2 separate regions of the Homo sapiens genome follow, and region 1 is linked to region 2. A link is a contact called in ENCODE Hi-C or POLR2A ChIA-PET data. All regions are on one chromosome and are shown on one strand. The core of a region is the stretch at or near the end of the contact, and the rest is flanking DNA. Distances in the headings are between cores, read along the strand shown.

Region 1 (4,358 bases), core at 1,112-3,611, 51 kb after region 2:
AAAAAAAAAAAAGTTGCATTAAGTGGACTAAGCGATCATGGAATATTCAGAGAAATATATCACTCCCAGTGGGTTTGTGCCCATTTTTCTCTGTTGTTTGTAATGACTTGACAATGCATTTTTCCACATTGCAGAAGGAACACAGCCCATTCTTGGTGACTTTCCCAGATTTCCCCGGGTAGATGAGTGAATATAACTCACTCACAAGGTTGTCATTAGGCTATCTTTATCTTGACAGGCTGGCCCCTCCCTTTCTTGCAAATGTGCTTCCTTTTCCTTCACCCCCTTTATCAAACATGCCCAGAACTCTTTGCTAGGGCACCTAGCCTAGCAGGGTCCAGGCTGCGTCTCCAAGTACATAGGCCCTACAGTGCCTGGCATGGCAGGACCTCGAGTTTGTTCAAAGAAAGACACAGTCACTCCCATCAGAATCTCTCTCTTCTTTGTTCCATGATTTTAAGTTCTTCTCAGGTGGTTACTTGACCAAGGTTGCTGTGTTTACTTGGTGTGACGCTAATTGTTAGCAACCTCACCCTCATGAGTTTTTTTGTTTTGTTTTGTTCTTTTTTTAATTACAGTCTTCAATGCCTTAATCCAGAGCGCTTGATAAGTATACATTCCCAGCACGTTGGTGGAGTGAGGAACTCTTGAAATTATATCGCCGAGATAACTTTTCTCTAAGGTATCTTGCATGGATTCTCACAAATAGGTTTTCAAAAATGTTGGCTGAAAAAATAAGACAAGTTCTGCTTACAATCACAGCAGCTCACTCTTATTGGATGGAAGACCTAAAATTCAGCCCCAGCTGTTAATCTGACTAAAGCTCCTTTTTAGGTTTCAAAGAGTCGTCAAGGGTAGCAAAGGAGCATGTTCATAAAAGGCTGTTAAAGGGAAGCGGAAGAGAATGAATGTTTGCTCATCCCTTACTAACTTATAGATATTATTATCACATCAACCCTAAGAAGTAAGTTATGATTATCCACCCTGTACGGATGAGGCATCTGAGGCTCAGACAGGCAACAAGAACATCCTCACACACCATTCCACACACCCTCATAGGTCACTACATGGGGAGCAAGGGTGTGGTAGATTCATTTTTTAAAATTTCCCCTATAAAATCTGGTGCAAAAACTTACATTAAAACATCAAACATTTTAGCTGCCTTCAGTAAAACAAAATAACATTCCTCAGTATTTTGTTAATATTAATCAAATACCAGAATCTCACTAATTTACAATGATAGACGTATTTTTTAAAATGCCAGTCTGAGATCATGGGAAGTGAATGGCAGACTGCTTTTCAAAAGACATGTTCACTATTTCTGCATTCACATGGTATCTGTAGGCTACCAAGGTTTTGGTTTGTGAATTTCTTTGAGTTTCTGCTCTAACCACAAAATTTTTCTTCAGCATTTTAGTTCTTGGTAGGTGATTCTAAGGTAGCACTGAGAGTTTTCTTTTTCTCTAAAATGATAATGCCTCCGATTATGTTCACACCACTTATTTACAGATTATTTCTTGTAATTAAATTATAACTATATATAAATATACAGTATAGTTCAAACTAAAGCACAGGCTTTGAATAATCTCATAAATGGAATACAAATTAATGGGTTCTATTACAACTATTTTACATAATTGATTTAACAGGAAGTAATATTAATTTATAAAAGTTGGCCAATCTCACCCTTCCTGTTGTGCTGGCTAGTTTTTGCTATAATTGCCCTGATTTCAGACAGGTTTCTTTTAATTGCTAGTCTGAGGAGACCCATGAATGGAGATAACAGCAGAAGAATTTTAATTGACCCCACAAGTACAAGGAGAGAGGTGACAAAAAGGCCCAGATAGAGATGGAAAGGAAATCTGTACCAGCCATGGCCATTTAGCCACTTCTGAGAAAGGAGAAACTGAGATGTGAGCTACAAGCAGATTTGCAAGTTAAACCAGTGGTAATGATGGTAGCAAGAGGGTAGATTCCTTTTGTTAGGTTGAATCATGAAATTGCAAACATTGCAATTGTAATTTCACGTGGTTCAACATATACATTGGGAAAGAACAAAAAACAAAGATTACTTGATATGGATGCTTTTGGGCAAAAACTGCTGTGATAATCAGCACATAATATTTTACATGTATGTAAGAAGTGCTATATCAATAAGCACAATTAGCAATAAATCAAAAACCTTCTGTGAGACTAAGGAGTAACAGAAGTTGAAAACACCCATGATCATTTTTGCATCCAACAAGAACTTTATTGTAACAGTAGGGACAGTGAGATTGTGGAGCTCACTTTCCTTCTGGGAAAGCGAAAGTGATCACCTACTGGGAGAAGGTGGCCTCCAGCAACCAAGCTTTACTATATACAGGTCACAGAATAACAACATGGGACACTGAGCAGCTGATCTAGAAACCCACCCTGCCTAGTCAAAACTTCATGAGAGCTTCTGATCAACCTACATGACAGGTGTGTGACAGGGTGGCTCCCGCTGGCTGATCCCGGCAGTTGCACTTGGCAGCATTAGACCCGGCACAAGGTCTTCATTCCAGGGTGGCTGCTCAAGCTGCACTAATCTAGTTTCAGCAGAGACGTTAAAAGGAAATCACAGTATTTGTTCAGAAAATCCTGAATATGCTGCTGGTAGAAGCAGTGCTGCATACTGATGAGGCGCTGATCATTGCCTGAAAACACGGACTTCTGTGACTTTTCTGGAAAAGTGATTGACTGAGAGACGCTTTCTTCTCACATGGCCCCCAGAGTGGTTTACAAAGCAGCACACCCAACACTACTTTTACATTGTGGTCTGTTTTCTTGAGAGTCAGATTCTTGAGAGAGAGATACGACAACAGGATATATGTTTCCCCTAAAAGTAGCTTCAGGCAATCACTTGTGTCTTAAAAAAAAAAAAAGAAAAGACTTCCTTCTGTCACATAAAAAAGAATAATATAGCTTGGTTTAGAAGACAGGAAGAAAGTAGGGAAAAGGACTTGAGCCTCGCCCATGTCATTTCTGTAGTCCCAGGAACTGTGTGATGAAAAAATATCTTTAAATAACTCTTTGGAATGATTTTTTTAAAAAACTGGCTAAAGTTTCTCATTAAGGGAATGTGTATGCATGGCTAACTGAATCCAGGTATGCCATCAAAAACAGAAGGAGATCCCCCAGAGGTGGCTGAAGACACAATGGAAACCACAGTAAAGCATCTACACTTCATTTCAGGCAGGAGTCATGTCTTACCAGTTTTGTGGTCCTCAGAGTTCCTAGCACAAAGCTTCATAGGAGCTCAAAACTATTTGCTGAATGAAAGAATCAATGAGATGGCTTCAGGGGGAAGAAGAGAACCTTAAATGGAGACCCCAATACTGCCCAGACTTCACCCAAAGGGTGTACACTCTTCCTGCCTCCAGGGGTTGCTGGAAATTATGTAGGAAAGACCAGTGAAGAATAAAATCAATTTTAACTTGACAGAATGCTACGCAAGTTGACTGAAAAAATTAAAATCCAGAAACTGTTTAGAAAAAAATGTTAAAGGAAGAATAAAAGAGAATTAGCCTTTTTAATAGATATGAAAATATATAAAACTACAAAAGTTAAACATGTTTGGTACTGGCGCAGATCAATGAAATTACAAGGAGACCACAAACTGAGCTCTGTATGGGAGATTAATGCATGATATAGGAAACACTGCAAATCAATGGGAAAAGAATGATTATCCAGTTAATAGTGTTGGGAAACTGAGCTAGCCAACTGGAAAAAAAAATAGATCCCTATTTTATATCTTTTTTTTTGAGACAGAGGCTTGTTCTGTTGCCCAGGCTGGAGTGCAGAGGTACGATCTTGGCTCACTGCAACATCTGCCTCCCAGGCTCAAGCAATTCTCGTGCCTCAGCCTCCTTAATAGCTGGGACTGTAGGCATGTGCCATCATGCAAAGCTAATTTTTATATTTTTCATAAAGATGGGGTTTTGCCATGATGATCAGACTGATCTCGAACTCCTGAACTCAAGCAATCTATCCACCTCAGCCTCCCAAAGTGCCGAGATTACAGGCATGAGCCATCGCACTCAGTCTTATAGCTTATATAAAAATAAATTATAGATGAAGAGATTTAAAGGCAATATTATATATATAACACACATATATTTTAAAAGATATATATGTATATAAACACACCTCTACTACCACTAACAGAAACTATGCTAAAGTTTTAAAATAGCATGCCAAAAAGTTCAGAAGCCATGAAAAGAAAAGATTGATAAATCTGACTACATAAAAATCTTAAACATTTGTCTGGGAAAAAAATACAATAATCAGTCAAAATGAAAATGACAAAAAGAAAACATTGTCACATAAGTGACTTG
Region 2 (4,446 bases), core at 1-2,500:
GGTAATGATCTCGGCTATGCTGAGAACTGGAAGACAAGCGGTTCCTACTCTTCCGAGCCCTTTCATTGTGATAATTTTCATCAGAGGTCATTAGACTTCGTCTTTCAATTGGAGAGTTCTCTGTGGAGTGGTTGCTGTGCCTCATTCGCTGACTCTAAAAATATCAGATAGTTCATTGATTAAATAATGTCAGCTTCATTCATCTAAACATGTAAATGTATGTAAAATCATAGGATCTGTACAATAAGATGCTAAATATCTGACTTAATAAGGCATCCTGATGCACCAATGATCTGCTTAGAATATCTGGTCTTATTTATTTGGGACACAACATGAAAAGATGCCAGAGTGTTGATAGTTTATGAGTTTAATTCCACAGTGCTGAATGACTATGCTTCCTATTACAAATGTAGAATTGAAAGCTAACTGTTAAATGGAACTTAATATATTTAGGAAGTTCTAATAATTCCATTTCTATTGCAAAAATGAAAATTATTTTACTATTGGGAAATAAAGTTCAGAATAGCATTTATTATTTCTCTCTTGAATTGATATAATCTTTCTCCTTCTAAAGTAACACACCTCACCTTGATCTAACTGAATATTCCTTATACCTTTTAAAAACATTTTAATAAAATTATTATTTGTGCTGTTCATAAAATAAAGTGTTTCTGCATCCTACATAAATGTAATAATCTTTCCAAGGGTGTATACAATAATTATGAAGCCAGCTAATTGATACATTTATAAATCTTGCTTCCTCAACTAAAATGTCCTGCAAAATAATCTTCCAATATAAACGAAATTCCTCTAATACCATTAATTGAAATTAGCATCTTAAGATACTTATTTGAAGGCTCAGAAAATGTTATTCAACATTTTTCTCCACTATGAGAAAACATTTATCTACTTGTGTCTACTGGTTTAGGTAGGTCACATCAGTTAAGGCACAGGATCCTGCTGAAACCATGGGCCCAGACACATCTCATCTAAAGTACACTCAGATTCAGGCAGAAGGAAATTCATTTGACAGGTCACAGACTGTGCCTTTAACCTCAGGTGCCTCACAATGAAGTGTCAATTGTTACTGGGAGAAGAAATAGGCCACAGAATAAAGGGCAACACATTAACTCATTAGTGAAACAGGGAGAACCACTCTAGGTGGATGTCTTAGCAGTGATGAGTCAAGATTGTTGTATTCAATATAAAAGTGCAACATTGCATTTCTACGTACATTACAGAAGTGTATTGCTTCATGCATCTATTTCTCATTCTGTAATGTACAATTCAGAGCCAATCCACACTAGTCAATAGTAATGTACACTCAGATCAGCCCATGGGAAGTGAAACAAGGCATGAAATAGTCCTAATGCATGCGTATGTGCTGTACATTACCACAGTACATTTTTCATGTTCATTTCTAGTTTCAAAAGCTATTCATTTGCATGACAGTTTTTCTGCTTACAAAGATGCAATTTTGTAACAGAGTAATACAGCTATAATAGCATTTCAGAGAGTGCCATTTATCTCAGAGTTAACTCTGTATGATCGACAATTAAGACTATCATTATAATCCATTAAAACAAAACTCATCATGATACAAGAGGGCTCAATTGACTACATGTTCCTCAGTTTGCTGCGGGTTTGGCCACATTCCAGCAGCTACTTGATGAATGGTAAATAATAATTGATGTAGAAAGGCAGGCTCATTTTGTACCATAAGGTCTCTGGTTCCCTATCTCTACCTCTGAGTGCAATACCAGAACAGCAGAAGGGAGAACCTCTTGATCCTGTGTTCGTCACCAGCTTCCCTAAAGGACACGTGCCACAGCCACTTACAAAGGTGGGCACCTGCACAGCCCCAAGAAAACTCAGGGATCAGTTACTGTTTCTGAACAGAGCAGCTCTACTTATATCCACATTGTCTTGTGCAAGGTAGAGAGCAGGCCTAGCAACCTGGGTGCGGCAGGATTAATTAAGGGCAGCTGAAAGGCCTATCTGCACCTATATATCTTACTTAGCTATTGTGTAATCCTTAAGAAGTGGCATTAAGAAGTAATGGAGGGGCCAGGAGTGGTGGCTCATGATGGTAATTTCAACATTTTGGGAGGCCAAGGCAGGAAGATTGCTTGAAGCCAGGAGTTTGAGATCATCCTGGGCAACAAAGTGAGACACTGACACTGTCTCTACAATTTTTTTTTTTTAATTATCCATGTGTGTGGTATGTGCCTGTAGTCCCAGCTATTTGGGAGGCTGAGGCAGCAGGACTGCATAAGCCCATGAGTCCAGGAATTTGAGGCTGTAGTGAGCTATGATCATATCACTGCATTCCAGCCTGAACAACAGAGTGAGACTATGTCTCTAAAAAAAAGTAATGGGCAGGTGCATTGAGTAGGCATTACGTTTGCCAGCAGAGTTTAGACATAGGAGGAGTTAATTTACCTAAGTAAAATCCACTGTAAATTCACAGACAGCATAATTCTCAGGAAATTGTCAGTCTCTGGGTAGTTTTCTCTAGGATAGATCATAATTAGATAATATTTAAGATTTTTAAATATAATGTGCACATAGTGTTCCCTCTTCAGATTAAGGATGACTCCAGTCTCCATCCTAATCAAGTTCCCATAGAATTTTACATGTAAGGTTGTAAAAAGCATGAGTGAAAAAGTGACAATACCTGTAACCCAGAAATTGCTGTGGGATATGGTGAGAGTGCCGTGGAGCCCAAATTCCTTCCCAGCAGCGGGGTCATGGGTGTGCTACTGGTTGTGTGGGTGGCACGCCAGTACGCCTCCAGGTACTCCCCTAGATGTTCACATGCATCCTCAAGCTGATTTTCATCCAATATAACATCAAACATTTCCTGTAGATGACAAGAAAATCCACTTTACTTCCATTTTAGGTTTTAGGCAATGAAACCTAAAATTCCACTTAACACAGATAATAGCATTTTTAATAGCTATTAGCTAAAATCAAATTTGAGGTGCTATATGGGCAGTTTCTAAAGTTAGGGTCAAGTGAAGAGTTACACAGTTATCCATGAACGAATGTAGACATTAATATAAAAATGAAAGTGTTCATTCAATATTTGGATCTTTTTTTTTTTTTTTTTTTTTTTTTTTTAAGACGGAGTCTCATTCTGTTGCCCAGGCTGAAATGCAATGGCACGATCTCGGCTCAATGCAACCTCTGTCCACTGAGTTCAAGCAATTCTCCTGCCTCAGCCTCCCAAGTAGCTGGGATTACAGGCGCCTGCCACTGCGTCCAGCTAATTTTTTTGTATTTTTTTTAGAAGAGATGGGGTTTCACCATCTTGGCCAGGCTGGTCTTGAACTCTTGACCTAGTGATCCACCTGCCTTGGCTCCCAAAGTGCTGGGATTACAGGCATGAGCCACAGCGCCCAGCCGGATTTTTCATTATTTAGAAAGAAAAAGATGAAGTAAGTGTAAATGTGTTACAGGTAAAATATGACAAAAACCCACGTGTATTCACATCTTTAGCCATGTATTCCTATAGAGCTGCACTCTACACACTTTGGAATATGAGAGAAGCAAGTTTGTGGCACTGAGAAGGGAGTTCTAGACATGTTTTGGGCAATGACCACATCAATGGAATAAACATTTTTTCTCCTAAGGTAACTATGTTGAAGGGAATAACATTTACTTAGGTAATTTTCAGAATGCTTGTGAAAATAACATTATCTGTTTTATGATAAAACAATAAGGAAAGAAAGTTTAGGATTAATAACAGAAAACCACATGGCAGTGGTTTCTGCTACCACAAGATCATTTTGTGAAATGGTTAAAAAAGAACAAGGGGTGTTTAGTTAGGGAAAGCAGGGGGTCACAAAAGAAGTATCTGCTGTCCACGTTTCGGACAGTAAGGCCATTGTTCAACATCTGGTCTGTACTCAGGAAGTTGTTCTGTTCCAGAGGAGCAGGGTGGCCCCCCTGTCATTGCAGTGTGGCTGGGAACACAGACAGGATATACCCCAGACATATACTCTTCAGAGGGAAACCAGAAAACTTTGGCACCACACAAAGAGAAAAGTCATTCCACAGGTAAGTGTTAGCACATCTCAACTTTCTTTCTTTCTTTCTTTTTCTTTGAGACAGTGTTGCTCTGTGGCCCAGGCCAGGGTGCACTGGAGCAAACACAACTCACTGCAGCCTGGAACACCTGGGCTCTAGCGATCCTCCCACCTCGGCTTCCTGAGTAGCTGGGACCACAGGCATGCACCACTGTGCCTGGCTAACTTTTTTAACTTTTTGTAGAGATGAGATCTCACCATGTTGCCCAGGCTGGTCTCAAACTCCTGGGCTCCAGCGATCCTCCTGCCTCGGCCTCCCAAAGTGCTGGGATTACAGACGTGAGTCACCACACCCGGCTCACATCTCAACTTTCAATAGTAGGATTGACCTTTCCCACCACCTTCATCTGCTTTT

The links. Hi-C counts contacts between places; a loop is a spot of excess contacts on that map. ChIA-PET counts read pairs that join two places held with the same protein, here RNA polymerase II (POLR2A). Pooled maps may share reads with other maps.
Region 1: a loop to region 2 is called in a pooled map, with 2.8 times the contacts of the local background. The contact joins two enhancer-like sites. A Hi-C loop is called at or near these places in 1 of 168 maps with a recorded cell type or tissue (cardiac septum), 5 of 37 single-sample maps with no recorded cell type and 6 of 50 pooled maps. POLR2A ChIA-PET finds 5 or more read pairs at or near these places in 6 of 52 experiments (HepG2, MCF 10A, PC-9 and 3 more).

Annotation. Positions count from the first base shown.
Region 1 is chr2:151,889,475-151,893,832 of GRCh38, forward strand. All of the region lies in intron 2 of CACNB4 (calcium voltage-gated channel auxiliary subunit beta 4), which reads right to left. Among named protein-coding and RNA genes, the nearest start is that of ARL5A, 63 kb to the left of the region's middle. Within about 2 kb of position 2,362, at least 3 of the 41 ENCODE cell types and tissues checked have a DNase peak (open chromatin) inside an H3K27ac peak, as active enhancers do.
Region 2 is chr2:151,839,226-151,843,671 of GRCh38, forward strand. It overlaps CACNB4 (calcium voltage-gated channel auxiliary subunit beta 4), which reads right to left. Exons shown (of 14, transcript NM_000726.5): 13 at 2,678-2,863; 14 at 1-154. Among named protein-coding and RNA genes, the nearest start is that of ARL5A, 13 kb to the left of the region's middle. Within about 2 kb of position 1,251, at least 3 of the 41 ENCODE cell types and tissues checked have a DNase peak (open chromatin) inside an H3K27ac peak, as active enhancers do.